2 separate regions of the Mus musculus genome follow, and region 1 is linked to region 2. A link is a loop called in an ENCODE intact Hi-C map of the cell type or tissue named here. Cell type or tissue: heart. All regions are shown on one strand. Links, peaks and the distances in the headings refer to the core of each region. The heading gives the core; the rest is flanking DNA.

Evidence for each region. A loop is a pair of places that touch in the nucleus more often than their neighbours do. Peaks named below come from ENCODE experiments on the same cell type or tissue, not always from the same donor. Only the 100,000 strongest peaks of a DNase experiment are listed, where the experiment ranks them.
Region 1: a loop joins it to region 2, with 2.3 times the contacts of the local background. A loop is called at or near these places in 7 of 42 quality-filtered maps.

The regions. Positions count from the first base shown.
Region 1 is chr2:110,061,941-110,064,854 of GRCm38, forward strand. It overlaps a transcript of Ccdc34 not described here. Among named protein-coding and RNA genes, the nearest start is that of Gm30258, 7.6 kb to the right of the region's middle. In heart, for the core only: a CTCF peak has its summit at 1,336 (motif pointing right); no DNase peak of the experiment used is centred there.
Region 2 is chr2:109,915,793-109,918,695 of GRCm38, forward strand. Lgr4 (leucine-rich repeat-containing G protein-coupled receptor 4) reads left to right here and starts at 1,855. Exons shown (of 18, transcript NM_172671.2): 1 at 1,855-2,513. The coding sequence starts at 2,329. In heart, for the core only: a CTCF peak has its summit at 1,820; a DNase peak (open chromatin) is centred at 1,799; H3K4me3 peaks cover 1,792 bases; H3K27ac peaks cover 1,891 bases.

The DNA of each region.
Region 1 (2,914 bases), core at 217-2,716, 150 kb after region 2:
GGGGGGGTCACCAAAACATGAGGAATTATAGGGTCATGGCATTAGGAAAGTTGTGTGTGGAAGGTTCTAAGGGAATGCCATAGGTAAGGAAGGACCACTGGTTGACTAGAGGAAAGGATATAAAAGGCTCCCAGAGAAGTTGACCCAATAAAGACCATTTATACATTCAATCATTAAATATTTGTTGGATGTGCACTCCGGCCAGCTTGGGCTGTTAGGAACATGAATGAATGGGCTGTTTATGGAGAAGACTTGGGAAGAACACACAGCAAGTTGGAGGCTAGTTTAGGACACATGGTAAAAGTCCATCCCCCCCCCCACCCGACCCCCGACACACAATAAAACTAAACTTGAGTTAAGTCATGGGAGAGGGGCAGATATTTAGGTGAATTAGTGATCCGTGACTGTTCATTCTGGCTTTTCTACAGCCGTTGAAAATACCAGGTTGAAAAGCCCTAGGAATTTCGAAGCAGCACTGAGTTGCCATCACTGAATAAAGCCATTCTGTATTCATGATGTCACCATTTCAGTTAGACTGAACCAGCCAGTTAGACTGCGGTATGTTTTTATATTTGAGGGGGGAAATGCTTCCAAATTGCTACTTTTCTTGAATATCTCAGTCTGTTGCTAATCTTAGACACGCCTGTGGGAACACTAGGATTCCATGGGGACAGCATTCACTCACTTTCCCTTAAACCTTAGCAAATAGATACTAATTTCTTTAATCATTTTAAGTGGTCTGAGTATGAGCTGAAGAGACAACTAAATAAGTCTGGGAAACATCATAATTAAGGGGAAGAGTAAAGAACTTCAAATTTCATCTTCCTTAACTTCTCGGTATCACAAGATTGCATTCGGATGCTGAGGGGAATCTTAACTTGGAGTCCTTGGAATCCTGCAGGATCCAGAAATCCTTGAAACTGCATAGAATCCTTTGGAAGTAGACGTGCTTAATTCTTGTCCTGAAAGTCAAGAATCATGTCTGTAACTCTCTTGAAAGTGCTTCTATCAGTGGAACGGATAGCAGAGTCTATGTGAATATCCATGGGTGACTTTACATGCTTGTTGTGGAAAATGCAGGACCGCAATATGAGGGACTTCAGAAGATCTGGCTGCTTCTAGCCCTGGTTTCTTACCTCCAGCCAAGTAACTGTGCAGGGCCAGACTACCTCTCAGCCTCAGTTTACTGTATTGACTACAAGTTCATAAGCCTTGTACTAAATGAGCTGACATTTGTGGAAATGCTACAGATTCTATAGTATAGACACAAGCTGTTATTTAAAGCAGGGTAATTTAGAATGTGTTTACTATCCAGATCTGTTGTTGGCACATAGTCATGGTCACTAGAGGGAGCTTTAGGACTCAGGGGAGAGAGAAGCCAATGGCATCTACTCTTGAAAGCTTGAGGCCTCTATGAAGAATCACTTCTTCAAAAATAATACAGTTATGAGTACACATTCTTAACCAGGAAGCCATCTCTCCAGTCCCACACTGATGCTTTTTTTTAAGTAGGAAAACAAAACAAAACAAAACACCTTTGTTACTAACGGTCTTCCTTCCAACTTTTAAAGGTGAATTTGAATTTAGTTCATAGAAAATCAATTTAAATATTTTTACTACGTTTTAAAATTCAGTGTATGTGTCTATGCACCATGGAACCTGTGTGCACTGAGGACAATTTGTTGGAGTTGGTTCTCTTCTCACAGCATGTGAAGTCCAGGGTTCGAATTCAGGTGGCTAGACTTGGCAACAAGCTCCTTTACCCACTGAGCCATCTCATCAGCCCTGAGAATCAATTTTGAAATATGGGAGGCATAGAATAGAGCAATGGAACTTACCAGAAAGTCAAAAGCAGCAAAAAAACATTTTTTTGTTAGTAAAATTATTCCTTGTGACACGTGAAATTTTATACCCAGCAAGAAGAGAAAGTATGTTGTTAGCTTTGACTTTTCTGTTGGTGCCCCCATAGCCCTCAAAAGTGTCATGGTAGGGTTGATATGAGAGGAATCTTGGTAACTTAAAAGGGGATTACTGTTACATAACAGGGTATGTAACAAGACAGGGTATGTAACCAGGACAGTCTGATAGAAAAGGCATAATACAGTGAAAGACATTGGACTTGGTGTTAGGCAATCAGAATACTGGGGATATTCATCCCCTTTTCAGGTTCCATTTCTTTCTCTCTTTGATTCAGACAGACACACATCTACTCCGTATGTACATATGTATATATGCAAACAAACACACAAACACACACAAAAAAACACAAACACACACACACACACACACACACACACACACACATGGTCCACTGAGCTCTCTTTGTGCAGGGTGGAACACCAGTGACCAGATTCATGTACCACACCAAGAAGAACGATGCTTAGAAGGAGCTCAAAACTCTTACAATTTACGACGTTTTTACCCACATTTATTTGGAGAAGGTGGACTTGTGTATCAGTTTCACACTTTTATGGAAAAATACCTGACAAAAATAACTCAAGGAAGAAAGGGTTTGTTTATCTTGGCTCACAGTTCAGAGGTGCCAGTCATCATGGAGAGGAAGTTACGGCAGCAGGAAAGTGTGGCCACTGCTCACATTGTGTTTGCACTCAGGAAGCAGAGAGGGAGTGCTGGGACTTAGCTTGCTCCTCTCTTTTGATTTTCATTATTTATTAATTATTATTTTGTGAGAATGTGGGCATATGTGTGTACTATATGTAGGAGTTTGTGTTTTCCATGAATGTATTCATACAAGTGTGAGTGTGTATGTGAAGGCCATCAATTGACATGGCTGTCTCCCACAATCACTTGGCATCCTATGGCTTTGAGACTGAACACAGGGTTGGCCTATTGGCTAATCTGGCTGGACAGAGAGCCTCAGAGATCTCCTGGCTTTGATTCTGCAGCACGGGGA
Region 2 (2,903 bases), core at 404-2,903:
GAGAGAGAGAGAAACATGGAAATGAGTCTGGACATGGTGATTCATACTATTATTCCAGCATTCATGAAGCTGAGGCAGGAGGATGGTGAGTTGAGTTCAGTCTAGATTACATAGCAAAACTCTGTCAACATAAATATTTGTCAGAAATAAAAGCATCCATGAAGTGTATAGTTACCTTAATATAACAAAAAGTATACCTTAGAAGGAGTTGTGTTTTTTAAGAAAGAAGATTTTAGCTGGGCATGGTGGCACACGCCTTTAATCCTAGCACTTGAGAGGCAGAGGCAGGCAAATTTCTGAGTTCGAGGCCAGCATGGTCTAGAAAGTGAGTGCCAGGACAGCCAGGGCTATACAGAGAAACCCTGTCTCAAAAAACCAAAAAAAAAAAAAAAAAAAAAAAAAAAAAGACTTTAAGTATCAATTAGAATTAGACTTTTTCCTCACTTTATTTACTCATGAAATTGGCTGAAAAGTAATAGAAATGGAAAAACAAAAACAAAAAACAAGTTGCGGAGGCTTCTGAAATACTAACTAGACCAGGAGTGAGATGATCTTGGGCAGAGGGCAGAAGAACATGGTATCCAAGAGATTCTGAGGCCTTGTCTATAAAGTCTGAGCGCCACTGGTCTTTCTTTTTAAAGTTCTCTTTCAACCTTATAGTGAGGAAATTCATCTTTCTTAAAACTTGTCTGTATTTATTTATCCATTAGCATAACTTTAGAGTATATGGATTCAACCTGACTTTATTATTATTTAGCATATTCTTTAATGTAGAGATGGTAGATTTTTTTTTTTTTATTTAGGAAATCGGCTAGCTTTTCGTTAATTTATTTACATTTTCTTTTTTTTTTATTTGCATGAGGTGGCTAGTTAACTTTATACAGTATAGATATTTTAATGCTCTTCTTGCTCTAATGTAATGGGTTCATTAAAAATGTGTACAATCTAGAGTAAAAACAACCAAAGGCCTAGGAGAAAGCAAGAAAAGAGGCACTGAGAATGCTGATTTTTTTTTTTCTATAAACATTATGTGGGAAAAAGGAAGGGATGCTGATAGTTAACACACAAGTTGTTTCTGGTGTCTCAGGGGCAGTCAGCTGGCACTCAAATGTTCTCTTCCAGTGCTGGTTAACCGGCACCTCCTTGGCTGGACTCCTCAACATCCTTGTGTTTAGGGAGAAAGAAGTCTGATTGGTGTCATGGATGATTAACCGCTAATTTAGCTCCCAAGTGTGAATGAAAAAGGGTACTAAGATCTCAGAGGTGATGTGAGATACAGGAGGGGTCACGCTGTTTTAATTTAGTGCACGGTTGAACTCAAAAATTTGGATCAGATAGAAAGAAATGTTTCTCCCTCCTTTTCGACCCCCACCCCCACCCCCATTTCTTTCCTCTGTTTGCAAAGCTCTCAGTGCCCTTGCCCTTAAGAACAGCGAAGAGTCATTTGACACGTCTGAAAGCTGGAGGCGAGTTTTACTTTTCAGGTCATCCAATTTAGGAGATCCAATTTCTGCGGAGGGGAGAAAAAAACTGGGTGGGGGAGGGAAACAGCAGACTCCTGGTCTTCCGATCTGTCTACCTTCAATACACAACCTGACATGCAGATCCAGCCAAGTCAGGGCTTTTACTTGAACCTCCACTACCAGCCCCAGCAGCAGCAGCACAACCTTGTCACTCATTCCAGAGAAACACGCCCCATTCCTCTTGACCAATAATGGCTCCACTGCCTGCATAGTAATGAGCTCGAGACCTCCCCTGACCAATAGCGCTCCCGGAGCGGGGTTAGTTTTGCATGTACCTAAATGATTTGCATAACCCGGCGGCCAGGGGCTCCCGAGGCGAGCGTGCAACCCTAGAAGGGAAAAGGACGCGCGGAGCGGGAGCCGCCTCGGGGAGAGCGCGGACAACCAGGGTGTTTGTGAGAGCTGGGGCGGGGGTTGGGACGCCTGGCCGGCATGGCTGGAGGCTGCGCTCCGCAACCTTGAGGAGCTGTGCGGCTGGAGGAGGCCCGGGACAGGAGGCGGCGGCGATGGCAGCGCGCGGCCCGGGCAGCCGCTCTGGGCCGGGTCGGCTGGCCTGAGCCGCGGGGCTGCCGGTGCGCGTCCATGGAGCAGCGGGAAGGGAGAAACTGCGGAGCGCCGCGTCCTAACGCTCCGGCGGCAGACTGCTGAAGGAAGCGAGCGCACGCGGACCGCCGAGGGACGGCGCCCGGGCCCCGAGCCCCGCAGGCCGGCTGCCCCTGGTGCGGCGCGGTGCGGCGGAGGGCAGCGGAGGCGAGTCGAGCGAGAGGAGCCGCGGGAGAGGCGGGCGCGGGCGGCGGCCGCAGCAATGCCGGGCCCGCTGCGGCTGCTCTGCTTCTTCGCCCTGGGGCTGCTCGGCTCGGCCGGGCCCAGCGGCGCGGCGCCACCTCTCTGCGCTGCGCCCTGCAGCTGCGACGGCGACCGTCGGGTGGACTGCTCCGGGAAGGGGTTGACGGCGGTACCGGAGGGGCTCAGCGCCTTCACCCAAGCACTGTGAGTGCGGGCGACCGGGCTGCGGGTTGAGGGACCCGCGGGCGCTGCGGGGCGGAGCCAGGGCTCGACCCCAGCCCCCAACCCCAGCGCCCTGGGGGTGCACGAATCACCTGTGTGTGTGTGTGTGTGTGTGTGTGTGTTGGAGGGTCAGGGGGATTGGCCCCCTTTCCCGTATGCTGGCCTCTCCAGACTTAGCCACTTTGAATCTGAACCTCTAGGAGCTTTTTCTTTTTGCAGCTTTTTTTTGGGGGGGGGGGTGCAATTACTACCTCCTACCCCCCACCCCCCACCTCAAATCGCAAGTGCATTTAGGGCCAGGAGGGAGGATGCTGGAAACGCTTGCCCTTGGCAGCCTTTCACGTGACCTCTTCCCCCATGCGGCCCCCTGTT